2 separate regions of the Homo sapiens genome follow, and region 1 is linked to region 2. Evidence: read pairs that join two places in POLR2A ChIA-PET (ENCODE). Cell type or tissue: A673. All regions are shown on one strand. Each heading gives the region's core, and the rest is flanking DNA. Links, peaks and the distances in the headings are about the cores only.

Evidence for each region. ChIA-PET counts read pairs that join two places held together with the same protein. Peaks named below come from ENCODE experiments on the same cell type or tissue, not always from the same donor. Only the 100,000 strongest peaks of a DNase experiment are listed, where the experiment ranks them.
Region 1: POLR2A ChIA-PET joins it to region 2 with 6 read pairs; 1 of 35 experiments calls an interaction of 5 or more read pairs at or near these places.

The regions. Positions count from the first base shown.
Region 1 is chr16:25,731,780-25,741,942 of GRCh38, forward strand. All of the region lies in intron 1 of HS3ST4 (heparan sulfate-glucosamine 3-sulfotransferase 4), which reads left to right. Among named protein-coding and RNA genes, the nearest start is that of HS3ST4, 45 kb to the left of the region's middle. In A673, for the core only: a CTCF peak has its summit at 4,091; no DNase peak of the experiment used is centred there; H3K27ac peaks cover 602 bases.
Region 2 is chr16:25,798,288-25,808,450 of GRCh38, forward strand. The region is part of intron 1 of HS3ST4 (heparan sulfate-glucosamine 3-sulfotransferase 4); the gene reads left to right. Among named protein-coding and RNA genes, the nearest start is that of HS3ST4, 110 kb to the left of the region's middle. In A673, for the core only: no CTCF peak of the experiment used is centred there; no DNase peak of the experiment used is centred there; H3K27ac peaks cover 4,180 bases.

The DNA.
Region 1 (10,163 bases), core at 2,786-7,785, 66 kb before region 2:
CTGCCACAGTCACACAGACTCCGGTTGAGGCAAGTGCAAGCTGCTAGGAAAATAAAGATGCTTCATTAGATTGTGTGTAAATCTGAAGACTTGCTTGAGACTAATAGAAAGATTTGCTTTTCTCTCTTTGCTACCCCACAGTGAGCAGACGATTTGTTAGAATCTACTTTGGAAGAACAAACCTTTTCATATTGTTTGCAAAGGAGCAGTTTAATCACATTGCTGTATTTCTGTTTGACCCCTCCTGATCCAAAATTGGGGTAGACACATTGCAAAACCCATAAGGGGTTGACTAGAGATGGTCTGACAATTGCTTTAGTCACAGTAACTGGATCAGGCTGCTGGCTTTCCATAATTGAATTTTAGATCTTTAAAAAATCTAAACCAATATTGTCTAGAACACATATTGTGATTTTTCCCCTTTTCCACTTTCTCTTCTGCCCACCCCTACCCCCCAAACCCTTGGCATCAAATAAGCATTAGTAAAAATTGACAAGTTGGCAGTACTTTTTGGCGGCAGTTTAGACCAGCTACCTTTTTACATTGTAGGAATTACGTTGACACGTGCTTGCAAAAATAAATTGATATTCCCATCTTGACTGGCTCATTTGGTGAGCCACGTTGATATGCCATCTCCGAGGCTGACCTCTGTAGCTCTACCACCAAACAATAAGAAATGCATGATTATTTTCATGCTAACAAGCTCTGTAGAGCAACAAGCTTTTTCTTTTCCAGCTTTTCACAGTGACACCCCGTCACCTTCAGCTGGTGTTCTGGGTGCCACAATGAATGGTCAGAGTCTGTGGAGCTCTTGATACCCTAAAGGAGTATCAAAAAAAAGGAGTATCAAATAAGATGGCTGCAATCATCTTATCATGCAGTCTTGACTGATTTAACAGCAACAACAATCATAAAAAAGCATTCCATAACTTGGATGGAACCAGTTAAATTTCTGGAAGGAGGCAGTATAGCATGGATTATCGGAAGCCCTGTGTCTTCATTGTCGGTTTCTTTCTCCCTGCTACTTCCTAGCTGTGGGACTTCGGACATGTCGCCCAATCGGTCGCAATAGTTCCTCCTTCTTAGTATTGCTGTGCTGATGAGCAAGATGAAACATATCAGGCTTATAGCCCTGTGCCTAGCCCTGCTACACATCAATAAAATGGCAACGTCTGTCTTCATCATTAGTAGTAATAATAAAAACAACACACTCAGGATCTCTCTACCTACCCTGCAGATTTATGGGTTGGAGGTGCCTTCCAAAGAAGACCATCTCTGAGGTCCATCTAATGTAGGGACTTTCTAGAACGTTATACCTAGGCTTTCTCTTCCTCTGGGATGCAGAGAAATGCAGACATGGGAAAATGTATTTTAGAGATTATCAAGATGCAAACACATGCATCTTATTTTGTTTTATGTGCCAAGAAATTGGTGACGTGAGACACGCTTTTTCTATCTTTGGTTATTATTTATCGGAATAATCTTGATTCTTTATTTCCCTGCTGGGCTAACTGGATTTGTTAGTCTCCACTTGTGAGCATCTTGGTGGAGGATAACAGGTTCACTGAAAGTCCTCTGTTTGCTGGTAGGTCCCTGTGCACAAGCCCACACTGGACGTTCCTCTGTATTCAGGTCTGTGGCCACATTCACCTGAGCATCTAGCCCCGTCATGAGGCATCATGTTTTACAAGGTAGTGAGTGAGACTCTGTAAAATGACTCAATTATCTTGGTTCAGAAGGAAGGAACATGAGAGTTTAAACCCAGTACAGGTTGCAGGATTAAAAATCATGGTGCAGAGAAGACCATGGGCTTGAACACAAGGAGGCTGGGATTCTGTCCTGTCCCAAATTTGCTTGGATTCTGTCCTGTCCCCTGCCCTGTCCCAAATTTGCTGTATGAATCTGGGGGGCGGGGGGAAACGCATCACTTGCTATCTCTGGATCTCAACTTTCCTGTCTGAAAAATGGTGTGGAATTAGGGGATATTAGTTAACAGGTGAGTGCAGCAGATGGGGTGTGAGTTAGGCTGGATTCTTTCAGCTCAAAGACACATTGGGTGCCGGACGCAGTGGCTCACGCCTGTAATCTCAACACTTTGGGAGGCAGAAGCAGGCAGATCACGAGGTCAGGAGTTCGAGACCAACCTGACCAATATGATGAAACCCTGTCTCTACTAAAAATACAAAAATTAGTTGGGAGTGGTGGCATGCACCTGTAGTCCCAGCTACTTGGGAGGCTGAGGCAGAAGAATCGCTTGAACCCTGGAGGCAGAGGTTGCAGTGAGCCGAGATTGCGCCATTGCACTCCAGCCTGGGTGACAGAGCGAGACTCCGTCTCAAAAAAACAAAACAAAACAAAACAAAAACACATTGTAGCGACATATACTAGGTGTGCTTCTCTTTTCTGGCTATGTGTGCAATATGGGTTCAGTTTTGCCAGAACATCCATTTTTCAAGAAAAGCCAGAAATCTGAATTTTTATATGAAATTTCCCAACTCTTTACATTGCCACAAGTATGTAAAAATCGCAGAATGTGCCAAACGCATCCATCTGTACAGGTCTTCCAGCTTGGATCTTAAATTTCAGGGGTCCACCTCCTCATATTTCTGGGAAGAGGGCCCAGGCTCCCAGAGAGGCATTGCGTGAATGTGAGTGTGTAGACTTGGGCAGAGCTAGGACCAGCAATTAGTCCTCCTAACTCCCACCTCCAGGGTTGTCTACCATAAATCATTCATCCAATAAATATTTATTGTGGATTTCCGGGCACTCTGTGAGGTGCTGGGGTATGATGGAGCTCAGAAAGATGTAATTCCTCCCTTTTATGGAATTTACAGTGTAGTGGAACATTCTGGCCACAATCATGCAAACAGTCCCAGGCATGTGTGATTTCCCTAGGAAGCTGTCAGCTCATGTAATGAGCTGGGTGATATGAAGATGAGCTGGTGAGTTCAGGTGCCCCTTTGTGTGACACAGATGTATTCCAACAGAAGCCTTTGAGAGAGAAAGAGGGAGTGCTAGAAGCCTAAGGAGTCACCTGATGGTGGGGATTTCAGGATTTATTTTGGGATGCTGGGGCGACCAAAGCCTACACTGGCCCAGGGGAGTTTTCTGGTGCTTCCCACATCATTCCTCCTGGGGACACCTGTGCCAGGCTGTGAGTCAGCTCACCCACCCTGGAATGTTCTCTACAAAGGAGTGTGTTTTGTGGATTCTGAAGCTGACTTTAGTTTAGAAAACTCTTGGTCAAGGAACTGACTCCTTGGGAGCACACTTCAGATGTCTGTGCCTTGAAGGGTTTGACAACCAGCCCCTTGCTCTCTAACAGAAAATACTGCCTTCAACCCTTGGGTAAGAGGCCAACATGTCTACCTGCCTGAATGTGTAGGCAGTGAGCACTGTAAGATATAGTAGTACACAGTGTCATGTAAGTCAGGACTCTGACATCATGCTTCCCCTTGCAATAATTTATATGTTCAGCTAACTAAAAATTCTAGCATCATCCAGAAGCTTCAGGCAAAACTGGATCCAGAGACTCAAATCATCAGGGATCTGTCTCTTTCCAATTCTTTGCTCTGCTCTGTGTTGACTCTGTTCTCATGTGTACTTTTTCTTTTTTTTTTTTATTTGAGATGGGGATCTTTATTTGTCACCCAGGCTAGAGTGCAGTGGTGCAATCATGGCTTACTGCAGCCTTGAACTCCTGGGCTTAAGCAACCCTCCACTCTCAGCCTCCTGAGTAGCTGGGACTGCAGGTGTGCACTACCACAACGGGCCCATTTTAAAAGTTGTTTTGTAGAGATGGGGTTTCACTGTGTTGCCCAGTCTGGTCTCGAACTCTTGGTCTCAAGCAGTCCTCCTGCCGTGGCCTCCCTAAGTGCTGGGGATTACGGGTATGAGCCACCATGCCCAGCCCAGGTATACTTTTAAATGGCTCAGCCACAGCAGAGGAAAGGGAATGCTGCTTTCCAAACAGTTTCAGCAAAAGTTTTAAGGCTGACTTTCACTGGCCCAGATTCAGTTACATACTCATCCCTGAGCCTACCACTGTGAGCCTAATGACATAGACCTGGAGCTAGGGGGTGGCATCAGCCTGCCTCAGACAATGCAGAACTGGAGGAGGAAGAGCTGTCCCCTAAAGGAAAATTGAGGCACTAATTACCAGAAGACAGAAGAAAAAAGATATGCAGAGAGGGTCTGGGGGATCAAATTCTTTGTTTATTATCTTGTAACAGTTGTAATTTACTTGATCACCAAGTTCTACCTAACTTTGCAATACTTCTCAAGAATCCCACTCTGTCAGTGCATCTGTCCTAGGCTAGGTTTTCATCTCCTCATACCACAGATTTGCTTCAAAACAGGGCTTCCCACGTTGTCTGAGCAGAGGTCAAAGGATATTTTTCCAGGGAATAGTGGGGAAGTTAATTGGAATGGCATTCATAACGACGTTGGAAGAACATGTTTTTGAGGCTATGACCACCCTTTGTCATCATGTCTCTGCAGTGTGGCTTTGGCCTTTACCTACTGGATGTGGTTCATTTGAAGCGAGAAAACAAACCTTGCCATATGAAGTCACTTATTAACATCTGTGAGGTGGAGTTTATAATATGGATTTTGAGAGTGTGACTGTGAAGATTACGTGCTATATGGCACATATAAAATTCTTGGCACTCACTGGATGCTCTGTAAATGTTCTCAGATTTCCTCGAATCTGTAAGATGCACTCTTATTCATGTGATCCCTAAGAATAAAACATTGCTAATTAAAGCATGACAATACATTTACATTTAGAGCTTTAACATTTTATTTTCATGGAAAGAACATCCTTATACTAAGACATTTATCTTCTATCACTCTTGTGTATTCAATTATCAGAAAAAATAAATTGGTTCCAGTATTCCAAAGATTTCCTATTCAAAGTCTGATCCTTCTAAATCACCTCCAGTTCCCAGTGTCCTCCTCCCCTCCCCATACTATCATTCATTGTTCCATCAAATCTCTTGCAGAGTTTCTAAAGAGTGTTGGGTTATTGTCCCTAGGATTTTCTTCCATGATGCTGCTGGTTTTTCTTTTCTTTTTATTTTTTTTTGGGGATGGAGTCTCACACTGTCGCCCAGGCTGGAGTGCAGTGGCGTGATCTCGGCTCACTGCAACCTCCACTTCCTGGGTTCAAGGGATTCTTCTGCTTTAGCCTCCCGAGTAGCTGGGAGTACAGGCACCTGCCATCATGCTTGGCTAATTTTTGTATTTTTGTAGAGATGGGTTTTTTTTTTAACTTTTATTTTAGATTTGGGGGTACATATGCAGGTTTGTTATATAGGTAAGCTCATAACAGATTGGATAAAGAAAATGCGGTGCATGTGCACCATTGAATACTACACAGCCATAAAAAAGTACGAGATCATGTCCTTCATGGGAACATGGGTGGAGGTGGATGCTGCTGGTTACGATGCACATTTTGATGTGCATGCTCAGGCGATGACCGTATGTCATGACTACACTTGGCCAGTGGTGATACTTGTGAGACATGTTCTGGTTTGATGTAGATTAAAATGTGAATAAAAGTATATGTTTTAAGTGACCCCCCCCACACACAAACACACACACACACACTCAGTGGAATACTATTCAGCCATAAAAAGAATGCAAGCATATCTTTTACAGCAATGTGAGTAAAATTGGAGGCCATGATTTTAAGTGAAACATCTCGTAAACAGAAAGTCAAATACTGCATTTTCTCACTTATAAGTGGGAGCTAAGTAATATGTGCACATAGACATAGAGAGTGTAATGATAAATATTGGAGGCTTCGAAGGGTAGGAGAGTGGGAGGGGGGTGAGATATTACTTACTGGGTACAATGTACATTACTTGAGTAATGGTTACACCAAAAGCCCAGAAGTCACCACTATGCAATATATTCATGTAACACAACTGTACTTGTACCCCTTACAAGTATACAAATAAAGAAACAATGTATACATTTTAGGATAATGAAACAAGGCAATTTGCCCACCTCCCTCTCCCTTCTCCCATCTTTGCTAATAGCAGCATCTGGGCAGCAAAACTTCATGTAATTGTGTCCCATTTCCTGATATTGTGAGGAAACCATGTAGATACCTGTAGCTTCTTTTTTTTTTTTTTTTTTTGGTGGAGTCTCACTTTGTTGCCCAGGCTGGTGTGCAGTGGAGCAATCTCGGCTCACTGCAACCTCCGCCTCCTGGGTTCAAGCAATTCTCCTGCCTCAGCCTCCCAAGTACCTGGGATTACAGGCACGTGCCACCACGCCCAGCTAGTATTTTGTATTTTTAGTAGAGATGGGGTTTCACCGTGTTAGCCAGGATGGTCTCGATTTCCTGACCTCATGATCTACCCTCCTCGGCCTGCCCAAATGCTGGGATTACAGGCGTGACCTACCACGCCCAGCCGATACCTGTAGCTTCTATGCCTTGCTCATCCTCTGTCTCCTACGGGAAGTTTTCCTAGGCTGATGGTGTGGAGACCTAGTAAACCACAGCTAAGCATTTATGACTATCAGCGCAGCTCTTACCTCTTTCCCCATCACTCCTTACATGCCAGGCACCCTGGCCTTCTCTCTCTTCTTTGAATAGTCCAATCTTGTTTCTAACTGAGGGCCTTCATCCTAGTTCTCCCTTTTGATCAGTGGTTCTCGAACAGGGAGTTATTGCCTGTCCTTTTGGGAAGTGGGCAGGGACATTTTTGGCTGCTCTAGTGCCAAGAGAAGGGACCCTACAGATGTTAGGTGGGTGGGGTGGGGTGTCAGGAGTTGCTGAATGTCCCACAATGCTCAGGACAGACCCACACAAGAAAAGCAATCCTACTTCAAGTGACAGTAGCATCCCTTTGAGGAAACCTGCCCCTCAATGCCTGTTTCCCTTAGTTTTTCCTGGCTTTCTCCCTGGTCACTTATTCACCGTGTGGATGACGTCTGCTGTAAGTGTCAGAGCACAGCCTACATTGTTAGGCTTCTCCCTCCAGCTCACCTCCCTCCAGCTTGTCTGTGTGTCTGTTTTTGTCCCAGAACCATACTCTCTGATTACTGTAGCTTTGTAATATAACTTGAAGCAAGGAAGTATGATGCTTCCAGCTTTGTTCTTGCTCAAGATTGACTTGGCTATTCAGGGTCTTTTGTAATTTCTTATAATATCTGTTGCTCCATGTAGTTTAATACCCTTCATAGCACTTGCCACTGCCTAGTATTATCTTTACTGCTCTATATTCAGCCCCCAGAACAGAACCTTGCACTTTATAAATACTTGTTGAGGTTGGGCGCAGTGGCTCATGCGTGTAATCCCAGCACTTTGGGAGGCTGAGGCGGGCAGATCATCTGAGGTCAGGAGTTCAAGACAAGCCTGGCCAACATGGAGAAACCCCATCTCAACTAAAAATACAAAAATTAGCTAGGCGTGGTGGCGGGCACCTGTAATCCCAGCTACTCGGGAGGTTGAGGCAGGAGAATTGCTTGAGCCTGGGAGGCGGAGGTTTCAGTGAGCCAAGTTCACGCCACTGGACTCCAGCCTGGGCAACAAAGTGAAACTCTGTCTCAAAAAACACACAAACAAAAGCAAACAAATAAACGAACAAAAAAAACTTGCTGAGTGAATGAATGAAGGCTTAGAATTGTCTGCCAATTGCCCTAAGCCTCTGGTTACATGGCAGTTTCTATCTGCCTACTTTTGCTGTCTCCTTTTCTGTGCATGACATGCTTAAAAACAAACAAACAAACAAACAAAAAACTCGAAAGACTCACCAATGGTTAGCTGGCTGTCATCATGACTATATGCCACTCCTGTTTCATTTTTCTGAGGAGCGATGACACTGTTCATCAGAGTCAAAGTGAATTGGATGGGTGATGTCTTAAGCTGATTGTTTCCTGAAAAGTGCTTCACAGAGCAGGACTCCCTGGATGTCTCTGTCTGTTGGGATGGTAGTACATGGGAAAGATGATGATGTTGGTTATTGAAAGATGTCCTTTCCACTTAAGCTTTCTTTGAGATTCCAAGTTTGGGTTTTCAGATCTTTTTCTTATAAGTGAAAAATGCCATTCTGAATTTGACATCTTCCTGTGGTTGAAGTGACTAAAGAAACAGCATCTGTTGAAGGCTTTTTCTTTTTACAGAAAGGTAGAGATGAGACCTGGGTGAGACTCTTTACCCAGTGCTCAGTGTTCCTTCCAAGACAAGGACCTATTTCTGCCTGTTTCTTTTTCTTCCTTTTTTTCTTTCTTTCCTTATTTTTTTAGCCCCCAAGGATTCTGACTTGGTATGCCTGGGGTGGCCTGAGAATCTGTAGTTGGATGATCGTCATCTGCATCCAGGATTTGAAAAGCACTGAGCTGAGAGAGCTGAGAGCCTACTGCATCGTTCTAGGATTGGGGTCATGAGGCACTGGACTACCGTCGTGGCAATGGCAGTAGAAAGGACTGTTTGCATTTGAATGACATCTTAAAGAAACAGAGAAATTGATGATAGGTTGACTAGAGGGGATTTAAAGGGAGAAAAAAGTCAAAAATTACTTCCAAGTTTCTACTCTGACAGAAAAAAAGATAGTTTGAGATAAATTGTGGCACCATTGAGTTTGAGTAGATGTCTGCCTGTTTCGTTAGTATAAATATTTGCCTGCTCCAAATAGGTCCAGTTTCTTGGATGCACTGAGCCCCAAAGATCCTAGTTTCTAAGTGACTCCTTTAACAGAAGGTGAATTAACTTGATCCAGGTGAGACGAGTAGAAGGACAGCAATGAATAACAACCCGGTATTCTGGTTGTAGCTTCCTTCTTGCTGGGGGAATCATTTAGATTTTGTGGTGGCTAATTTAAACCATGTAAAATAAAAGGATCATTAAAAGAATGATCACTTCTTTATGGTAACCACTTTCTGTGCCTTTGTCTCACCAATCCCAACAACCTGTGAGGACAGTGTTATCACAATCCCTGATACTCATAAGGAAACTGAGGCTCAGCGAGATGGAGTCACTTGCCCAGGGTCACACAGTGCCAGAACCAGGGGTTCACATATCCTTTGCCCCTCAAAACTCACATTCCTAATTACTAAGTGGATGGAGTTCCCCTAATTATTTACTTTTTAATCTTATTTGCTAAGATCCATGGAAAAAAGGAGTGTGTGAGTAAATACAGTTGAAAGACATAGTGAAATTTCTCATTACTGGGCCTAGCATAGATTTTTAGTTTCTGTCTAGCGTCTGCTACTATTACATTTTTGATTATACTACATAAAGTGTGTGTCTGTGTGTGTGTGTCTGTATGTACTTTACTTTTGCAAAAAATGTTTGAAGGGATTTCTTTTTTTGAATTACTTGTCTTATTTCCTTCCCATGCAGGACTTTAACAAATCTTGAAACATGTATTGTACGCAGACTTTTTTTGTGTCCTATTTTACATTTGAAAATCTGAGATGGATCATAAATTGCTTTTTTATTGCTTTAAATGATGTACTCCTCAGTCTTTTTTGTTTTGTTTTGTTTTTGCATAAAGAAATGCATTTACCTTGCCAAAATTTCATTTTAAGTACCAGCACTGCATTTCTTAAAGGATGAGTTTGAATTCAAGGTAAAAAAAAAAAAAAAAAAAAAAAAAGGCGGGGGGAGGAGGGGAGGCAATGGGGCCAGATTTTAGGATTATACATAACTGTACAAAGTACTTTGAGGGTCCTGCTTCTTGTTGAACTTGGTTGAACTTCAGATTCAATTCATTTGCTTTAAAAAAGAGGGGCTATTGTATCATCTATGAGATGATAATAATGAATACTTTGGAGCTTATAAAACCCTTTTGTCTGCAGTATTTCATTTAATTGATTCAAATAATTTCAATGAGGTTTGTTTCTGTTGTTAACATACCCGGCCCTGTGCTAGTTTCTGCCCCATGGAGGAGACCACATATGTTGCTCTTGAGTTTATGCTGTAATAAAAAGGCATGGAGGTGTGCAGGAATCCATGCTGTGATAGAGGTCTCTCTGACACTATTATCACAATCCCTTATACCAGTAAGGACACCAAGGCTCAGAGGGATGGAGTCACTTGCCCAAGGCCACACAGTGCCAGAACCAGGGACTCACATGTTCTCTGGCCCTCCAAACCCACATTCTTAATTGCTAAGTGGATAGGGCTCCCCTGTTATTTACTTTTTAAT
Region 2 (10,163 bases), core at 2,665-7,664:
TGCTGCAGTAACAAATCAGCCCCAAATCTCTGGCTTACAACCACAAAAGTTCATTTCTCACTCACATTTCATGTTTATGTTGGGTCAGCTGTACTTATCCTACAAAACTTATTTATTCTTGGATTCAGGCTAATAGAGCTCCCCTCATCTGGGATGTTAATGATTTTATGACAGAAAAGAGAGCATAGCTGAATATGGCAATCATACAATGACTCTTAAAGCTTCCAATTAGAAATGTGTACTTGCAAGTTTCATTTTTATTTCATTGGCTAAAGAAAGCCACATGGACCATTCTGATGCTAATGGGGTGGTGGAAAACAGTCCCTCCACAGTGAATATTTTGAACAATAATAAAATCTAGCACAAGGACAAGTTCATCCACAAGGAAAGGGATAGGATGCCCTAGGGTAGTAAGGCAGGAGAAAAATCGGAATTTTAAGCACTGGCAGTTGGGAGCATTAAATCATGTGGGGCTTCACGGCACCCTCATTCTTTAGATGCTTGTCTCTAATCCTCCCCTGGAGCCTGTAGTCCCAGTATGACATATTCCCATCTAAAGACCTTGATTCATCAGACATGCCCGTCTGCCTGTTCCAGCCATGAGTTTGTCCTTCCAGCACCTCCCTGGACATTGGGTTACCATTGTTGGCAGTGAAGCATAGACGTTACATGTTCTCTCTAATGGGCAAATAAAGACTTCCTTAATGGATCCAAGTCCAGTTTTCTTGTTGGTATATAAGCAGCAAGAATGGCTGTGCTACTTGAATACCCCGGTTGTCAAAGTCTCTTCAGTGAGGAAAAGGCGCTTGTTCATTTTCATTAACAGACTGGAAGTTTGAGCTAAAATTTTTCTGAGCCTTCACGTGTTTATTTTTTGGTTGACAGCTGCAGTCTGGAAGTGGATGGAGGTGTTGTAAGTGATTTCCATGCCACCCACATTCAAATTCCCATTGTTACCTTGAAGTACCATGTTTTTTCAAAACTCTATGCCTTTCAAAGGTTCTTTCTCTGCTGGTTGGATTTTGTAGAGCTTGTCCTCTTAGTGAGTTCTTATTCATTTTTATTAATAGAACAAAAAGTCCCCAATTAAATATTTATCACATTGCCCAAGTAATATATAATCTTCAGAGATAAGAGAAATTACAGACATAAATGAAAACAAAATTTAAATTACCTTTAATTTTATGACCCAGTTGTTAATGTTTCAGTGTCTAACCTTTCAGCCTTTTCTCTGTGAACCATCATCAACAATTTAAATGATATCATATTATACCTGCTGCTCTCAGCACAGTTATTACCAATGTGAACTCTGGAGACATAGACATGGGATCACAAGCTGGCCTCACTACTCACTACTTTGGTGGTCTTGGGCATATGATTGAGACTCTCACATGTTTCCTCATCTGTAAAATGGTAATTTCACTTTTCTACATGGTTGTTAGGGCTAAGTGAATTATTTTTTATAAAGTTCTTAGAATTCTGCCTGCCGTGTATTAAGTGCTTAATGTTGATAGTTCTGTCTGTCTGTCTATCTATCTATGTATCTACCCATCTATCTATCTATCCATTTTTTTAGAAATGGGTATCTCACTATGTTGGTCAGGCTAGAGTGCATGGCTATTCAGAAGCATGGTCATAGCACAGCCTTGAACCTCTGGGCTCAAGTGATCCTTCCGCATAGCTGGAATTCCATGTGTGCACCACTACACATGATCTGACAGCTATATTTTTGTTTCTCTCCCTCTCCTTCCTTCCTTCCTTCCTTCTTGCCTTCCTGCCTTCCTTCCTTCCTTCCTTCCTTCCTGCCTTCCTTCCTTCCTGCCTTCCTGCCTTCCTGCCTTCCTCTGAGTGTCCCCTAGATCATTGACTCCATTGGTTTTATTATTTTTCTTAATGCTGTTTATTTGATAAGTAGAAATAGTTGTCAAATTTTAATGTAAGTTTCTTTTAACCTTAGTTGAATAGAATGTTTGAAACCTACCATTATTGAGCAATTTTGGCCTATTTATGGGAGTGGAATCACCCACTTAAATATCTTGTCTATTTTTCTGTTAGCTGGTAACACTTTTCTTCTTTCCCTTTTTCTTTTTCTCTGTCTCTTTTTCTCTCCCCCTCTCTCTTTTTCTCTCTCCCTTCCCCCTACTTTCTCTCCCACCTCTTTCTCTCTCTGATGGAAATATATCTACTTTTTTCTTTGTTATTAACTTCAAATACAATACATGGCAGTTGGAATACAGAAGTATATAAAGCAGAAAATGAGTTTTCCTCTGAAACGCTACCCTAAGACCATGATTATAAACAATTTAGTGTCTTTTTTTTAAGATTTGGCAGTGGTTCTCAGAGTTAGTGTGCATGAGAATCTCTTAGATGATGCTGTTGTCTAAATGGGTTCCTCTAAAATTCATATGTTGAAACTTGATCTTCAGTGTGATCATGTGAAGAGGTGGGGCCTTTAGGAGGTGATTAAGTGATGAGGGCAGAGCCCTCATGAATGGTATTAGTGACCTTATAGGAGGGGTGCAAAGTTGCTGATTGCCTCTTCTGCCTTTTGAGGATGGAGCAAGAAATACTGTCCTCAAAGCAGAAAATGAGCCCTCACCAGACATTGAATTTGCTGGCACCTTGATCTTGGACTTCCCAGCTTTCAGAACTGCAAAAAATACCTTTCTATTATTTATAAATCACCCAATCCAAGGTATTTTGTTACAGCCGCGTGAACAGACTAAGACAGATGGCTTGTGAAAACAGATTGCTAGGTCCTATAATGAAGTTTATGATTCAGTAGGGTTGGGGTGAGGCCTGAAAATTTGCATTTCTGACAAGCTCCCAGGTAATGTTGATGCCGCTGGTCTGGGGGATTCATTTGGAGGACCACTGTTATATACGCACACAGACAGGATACTCATGCTGCCTGGTAACTTTGGCATCTTTTGCTTAATTTATCGTGGGTAGTATTTCATGAAGTTCTGACCTATGCTGGTATGCAACATAGTGCATGACATTCCATTGTGTTGGTGTACCCTAATTTATTATCATAGATGTGTAAGTTGCTTGCAGTTTTTAATATTATTATGATAGCAGTGCATCAAAACATTCTTGCTCCTGTATGTCTGTGTACTTGTGCAAGTCTTTCTGTGAGGCAGCTTCTTAGAAGTGGAATTTCTGGTAAACATGCATTGACAAATACAATTTGGACACATTTTAATGTTCTCTAGAAAGATTGGACTAAAATAACTACTTGCTGTTTGCTGGGTGTTAAGAGTTCCTGTTTTCTCATACCCTGGAGGAAGATAAGGTCTGGTGAGACTTTGCCAGTTAGTGAGGAGATGAATTATGTTTCACTTTTATTTAGTTTAATTCTTTTGGTATCTGTGATGTTACACATTTTAAATGCTTACTCGCCCTTAACGTTTTTCTTTGGGACATCGTCTTTGTCCATTTTTCATTCTAATCGTTTTATAAAGGCTATTTATTTAATCATAAATATTCAGCCTCTTACAATATAGGTTACAAATATTTTTACAACCTATCATATAATTTTGTTGCTTTTTTTGATGTAGACAAAAATTTAATTTCCTTTATATTTTATGTATATATTTTTGTTTCTTCATACTCTCCTCTTGGATTTTATACTTAAATAAATGTTTTGCAATCTGATCGTGTTCATTTATTCACTTACGCAAATATTTTCTTTTTTTTTTTTTGCTTAGCTAATATGTATTAGAAGGCATCCTAGACACTGGGGACGAGCAGTTAAAAATTCTGTCTTCATGGATCTTACACTCTAATGTGAAGGGACAGACAGCAAACAACATGAGACAGACAGCAAATAACATATTAAAAATTGATATGATATTTTAGAAGCTGATGAGTGCTGTGGAGAAAAACAAACAGGGAAGGATGCTAGGAATGTTTATTTAGATTTAACTCTGTAAACAGAATTTTATAAATTTTTCAACTTTAGAATTTTTATTCATTTACGTATTACATTGGTGAAAGAACTGAGGTGCAGTTCAAACCTTTTATCTAAATTTGTTTATTGAATGTTATTCTTTTCCTACATATCTGAAATATCCATTTCTGGGCTCACTAAATGCTTATATATTGGGGTCTGTTTTCTTTCCTTTTTATTATATTCTGTTGATCTACCTCTGTTATGGTTTCAGTATACAGCGGCAAATACAACAATTTTTTACTGTTCCCTTCTGTTATAGTTTATTCTTTAATACTGCAGTCTCTCCTTCCTTGTCATTCTTTTTCAATATATTTTGGGCTATTTTGATCTGCTTATACTTGCAGATTAATTTTGGAATCATGTTGTCAAGTTCTGAATGAAATCACTGTAGAATTTTATTTAATAATATTACATTTGTAGATTACTGTTTAAGGACTTAAAATCAATACAGTATTGAGTTGTCCCATCTAGGGACATGGCTTGTTTAGCAATGTATTCGTTATGTTTATATCCTCCATCAAAATGTTGTAAATCGTTTCCATCTGGGTTGCGTGTATTTTTTTCTCTGAAGTTATTTCAAGGTGTCTTACACTTTTGTTGCTAGTGTGAATGTGATAATTACGTATTATATTTTTAGTTGGATATTATTGCCTTATAAGGAAGGTAGTAGCTTTTAAGTTATATATGTGTGTGTGTGTGTGTGTGTGTGTGTGTGTGTGTGTATATATTTCTTTCTCTGTTTCTTTTCTCATATATATAGTTTTATATACATATATATTTCTCTTTCTCTGCCTCTCTTCTCATCTATATAGTTTTATGTATATGTATTTCTCTTTTTCTGTCTCTTTTCTCACATATATATATATGTAGAGAGAGAGAGTGCCTGTACACACTATTGAATGATTGTAATTGTAATAAGTTTGCAGTGGCCTCTCTTGGATTTCTGAGTGTTGTTGTGTGATCCACAAATAACGATACATCTGTCTCTTCCTTCTCAATATTTGTATGGTATTACTTCATCTTGTGTTTTCACATTCCCTATAATTTCCGGAATGATGTTAAATAAAAACTGAGACAATTTTCTTTTCTTGCTCTTGACTTTAGTGAGAATTCCTCCCTGTCTCATCATTCATAAACATGGTGGAGCAGACATTTCTTGAGCACTTGTTCTTTTCTTTGTTGTTCGTTGATCTGAGCACTGGAGCCAGGAGAATAGAAGATGTAATGTTTTCAGCACTCACCTCTCATGATGCTTTGGTGTTTTTGTGACTTGTCTTCCCCCAAAATGAAGTTTTTTCCCAAATTATTATTTTTAAATTCATGCCTTATTTTACTGAGTTTTTCTTGTAGACTTTTTAGTTTTTCATGAGAAGTAAATGAAGACTTCCTATCTTTGGTTCTCTTTGTGTCAGAGAATTTTTTTCTGACTTTCATAAAGGAGTTTCCACTTGTTCAAATATTAAATTCCTGGGTTACAACTGTTTTTCATCAAAAGGACATGCTTTGTTTCATTGTTTCTGACATCCATTGCAGCAGAGATGCAGGAGATAGGGACCAGTTCAGTCTCTGCTTCTTGGTTTGTGATCAGCACCCCTGTTCCTTGGTAGAACTAAAAATCACAATGTGTGTCTAGAAGTGCTTTATTTTCCCTTTCTTAGGTAATCAGTGAGTCCTTTCATTTTTCATATTTTGGTTCCCCCTCCCCCTCTCCTTCCCTCTCCTCCTCACCTCCAGAGTCCAGTAGCCTCTGGGTATAAATTCTGGGTGTAAATTCCAACTCTGTCCCCTGAGGTTATCACAGACTTGAAAACTCTGAGTAGGTTACTACCTTTTCTAGCCCTCAGTTTCATCATCTTTAGAATTAGTATAAAATGATATCTTCCTCATAGATAAGACGTGAGAATTCGATGTGATAGTGCTAGGTGTAGTCATGTTAATATGAATATATTTTATATTTCAGGATTTCTAGTTTGTAATTTCTAGGAGCATTATCAACATATCATCTATAGAAACCACGATAACAGCAATTTCTAAATAATTTTAACCTTTTTCATTTTTCTTCTGCATCCAGAAAGAGCTCTGCAAATTTGTTTTGCTCAACGAGGTGATGAAATTTCCCGTATTGTCAATTCAGCTCTTCACCACCTTTAATGTTTTAATCCCATAAGTCATTCTTCGTTTCCTTGAATTAATTCCTTAACTCCATCAGGTTTCCCTTTCCCCATTCAGCAAATTGCCTCATTATTTCTTCTTATTTTACAAAGTCTGTGTTTTCTATGATTTCCTTGAGAGTGGAAAGCAGATGGTATCTAAAATTTCCTGAGCAATTCTGCTTGAAAATATGATCCTCCTCTGCTTGTTGTATGTTATGTTTAAATCCTTTTTCAAAGTTACAAGTTCTTTTCCTAGGCCTCTTGTGGTGATGGAGGTGGTGTTTGTTCTTTAAATTTATCCTTGGATGTCATATACTAGCTTGTTATTTGCCCCCCAAAACCGCACAACATTTTTTTCTAGGGTTTTATCCTGTCCTCCCTTAGGCCATTGGGAGCCTTATCTCAGACCTTGTAAGACTATTGTATGATGAAACGAGATAATGTGTTTAAAGGGCTTAACCCATTGGCTAACACTTAATATTAACACTTAATAATTGCTTAGTTACTATTATTGTCTATTACTGTTATTACAGTATTTTCTCAAGCTGAAGAGGAGGTTGATCTAGGTTGGCATCAGCAGGTCAAGGGTACCCCAACCTCAGGTGGGGTACACAGGGGCTTGGGACCAAAGCAGTTCCATCATCTTCTCCTCCAAGTGTGTTAAGACCCCAGAGCTTGTGTCTGTTTGGTTGATTGCTTGGATGAGTGGTGTCAACCTAAAAAATTTTCAGAGGAAAATATCTCCTAATATGATAAATTTATTCACCAGTAAAAAAGGATTATAATCCCAGATGCACGGCTGTAGCAAGCCACAGATACACTTGAGGAGGGGAGGACAAAGGGAAGCTTTTATTGGCAAAAGGAGAAGTTCACATAAGCTGCTTAGAAACAGAATTCATTGATTTTGGAGACTGAAAGCCATAGCTGGCATCAGTTCATTGGTGGAGATGCCGTTACTGGGCAGGTATTCTTTCGAAGGCATCTTATCTGAATTACTGCAGTCCTAAAGAAGGAATTTCTTGTGGGATTATATTAGAAAGTCCTTGAGACAGTCTTTATCTCAGACATGCGAACATGAGCTCTCCCACTTCATGATTTCCCGCCTCTAATTTGATTGGTTCTGACAAAAAGTGATTTCACCCTGGTATCGGCAACTTTCACGGTGGGATGACTGAATCAGTCCTCTTCCTTGATGTGCTGGCTACTGAGCTGGGCTGTGCCTGACCCCGGACTCCTATCTTTGTGTCTCTAAGAAGATCCTTATGGGATTCTGTTCAATTTGCCTCAAATTACTTCTTTTTAAAAATTTTTTATTTTAATTTTAAGTTCTGGGGTACATGTGCAGGGTGTGCAGGTTTGTTACACAGGTAAACGTGTGCCATGGTGGTTTGCTGCACCTATCAACCGAAGACCTAGGTCCAGCTTGCATTAGCTATTTTTCCTAATGCTCCCTCCCCTCAGGACCCCACTCCCCGACGGGCCCCATTGTGTGTTTTTCCCCTTTCTGTGTCCATGTGTTCTCATTGTTCAGCTCCCACTTATAAGTGAGAACATAACAGTGTTTGGTTTTCTGTTCCTGCGTTAGTTTGCTGAGGATAATGGCTTCCAGCTCCATCCATGTCCCTGCATAGGACATTATTTCATTCCTTTTTATGGCTACATAGTATTTCATGGTGTATGTGTACCATGTTTTCTTTATCTAGTCTGTTATTGATGGGCATTTGGATTGATTCCATGTCTTTGCTATTGTGAATAGTGTGCCCATGGTAATTTACTTCCAAATACTTACCTCTGCAGTGCACATTGCCTACATCTCTCAGAGTATTGGTAAGTAGATGGCACTCTTTTGTTAATTCAGCACAGGCACAAAGGTTTGCCATTTTGATTTTTCTCTGGTCAATTCATCTGTGTATGTGAGTGCAAGCGTGTGTGTGTGTGTATGTGTCTACGTGGGGGCAGGACATTAGTCCAATCCTCGTGCCTCCATTTTCCTCAAGTCCCCTACTCATGAAGTGCCAGCTCAGTGGCCATTCCCCATGCTCTCCCAGACAGTCCAGGGAGAAGTGGGAGTTACATCCACCAAATCCCTGTGCCAACCGTGTGCACTTGTACTGTGATAGTGAACACAATCCATTTTATATTTATTTAAAGTGTTTGTCTTCTCCAGCTGCTATCATATTTTCTAGTGTGGAGTCTTCTTTTGCTCATTTTTTTTAATTGAACTTTTTATTTTGAAATAGTTGCAAGTTCACATACAGTGGTAAGAAATAATGTGGAGAGATAGCATACATTCCTCATGCAGTTTTTCCCTAATGGTAACATATTGCACAACTATAGCTTAATGTCAAAATCAGGATATTGGCATAGATAAAATCCACCAATTTTATTGAGATGTTTCCAGTTGTACTTGTACTCATTTGTGTGTGTGTTCATATGCATGCATATGTGTGCATATGGGTGCGTGTGTGTGCATGAATATTTAGTTCTGTGCAGTTTTCTCACATGCATAGGTTCATGAATCCATCACCACGGTCAAGACACAAAACTTTCCATTACCACAGGGACCCCTTTTGTTGCCTTTTTTGTTTTGTTTTGAGAGGGAGTTTCACTCTTGTTGCTCAGGCTGGAGTGCAATGGTGCAGTCTCGACTCATTGCAACCTCGACTTCCCAGGTACAAGCAATTCTCCTGCCCCAGCCTCCTGAGTAGCTGGGATTACAGGCGCCTGCTACCATGCCTGGCTAATTTTTTATATTTTTAGTAGAGACGGAGTTTCGCCATGTTGACTGGGCTGGTCTCGAACTCCTGACCTCAGGTGATCCACCCACCTTGGCCTTCCAAAGTGCTGGGATTACAGGCGTGAGCCACCACGCCCGGCCTCTGGTTGCCTTTTTATAGCCACACCCCTTCTTCCCCAACACTCTCCACCTCAGTCTAATCCCTGGCAACTATGAATCTATTTTCAATTTCTATAATTTTGCCATTGCAAAAACATTATGTAAATGGTACCATAAGATATGAAACCTCTGGACTCTGACTTTTTTTTATTCAACATGATTCCCTGGTGATACATTCAAGTTGTTGTATGTATCAGCAGTTACTTCTTTTTATTACTAAGTGGTATTCCATAATATTGATGTAGCCCAATTTGTTTAAACATTCATCTGTTGAAAGACTTCTGAGCTGTTTCCAGCTGTATTAGAAATAAGGCTGCTGTGAAACTTTATTTACAATTTTTTAGGTAAACATAAATTTCTATGTTTTTTCTAGAATAAATGCCCAAGAGCGCAGTTGGTGGGTTTCCATGTTTAGTTTTCTAAGAAAATGTCAAACATTTCCAGAATGGTGGTACCATTTTACATTTCCGCTAGCAATGTCTGAGTGATCCAGGTTCTCTGCAGTCTTGCCAGTATTGGAGTTGTCATTATTTTTAATATTAACCATTTAAATAGGTGAGTAGTGGTATCTCATTGTGATTTTAATTTGCATTTTTCTAATGGCTAATGCGGTTGAACATCTCGTCATGTGCTTATTTTCCATTTTCTTTGGTGTGTTCATGTCTTGCGTATATTTTCTATTTGGATTGTTTGATTTTTAATATTGAGTTTTGAGAGTTCTTTATTCTAGATACCAATCCTTTTTCAGATGTGTGATTTGTAGATATTTTCTTCTAGTCTGGAGCTTGTCTTTTTATGCTCTTATTAGGATCTCTCACACAGCAAAAGTTTTTAATTTTGATGAAATTACAGTTACCAAAATTTTATTTTATGGATCATGCTTTTGGTGTCAAGTCTAAGAATTCTTTGCCTAGCCTGGATCCCAAAGACTTTCATCTATTTTTATTCTAAAAGTGTTATAATTTTATGTTTTACATTTAAGTGCACAATCCATTTTTGAGTTAACTTTCCTCTAAGGTTTGAGGTTTAAGTCTGTGTTTGTATTTTGCCTATGCAAATTGTCTAATTGCCCAAACATGATTTATTTAAAAGGCTGTGTTTCTTTTTTTGTGCTGTTTTGATACTTTTGTCAAAAATTTGTGTGGGTGTATTTCTAGCT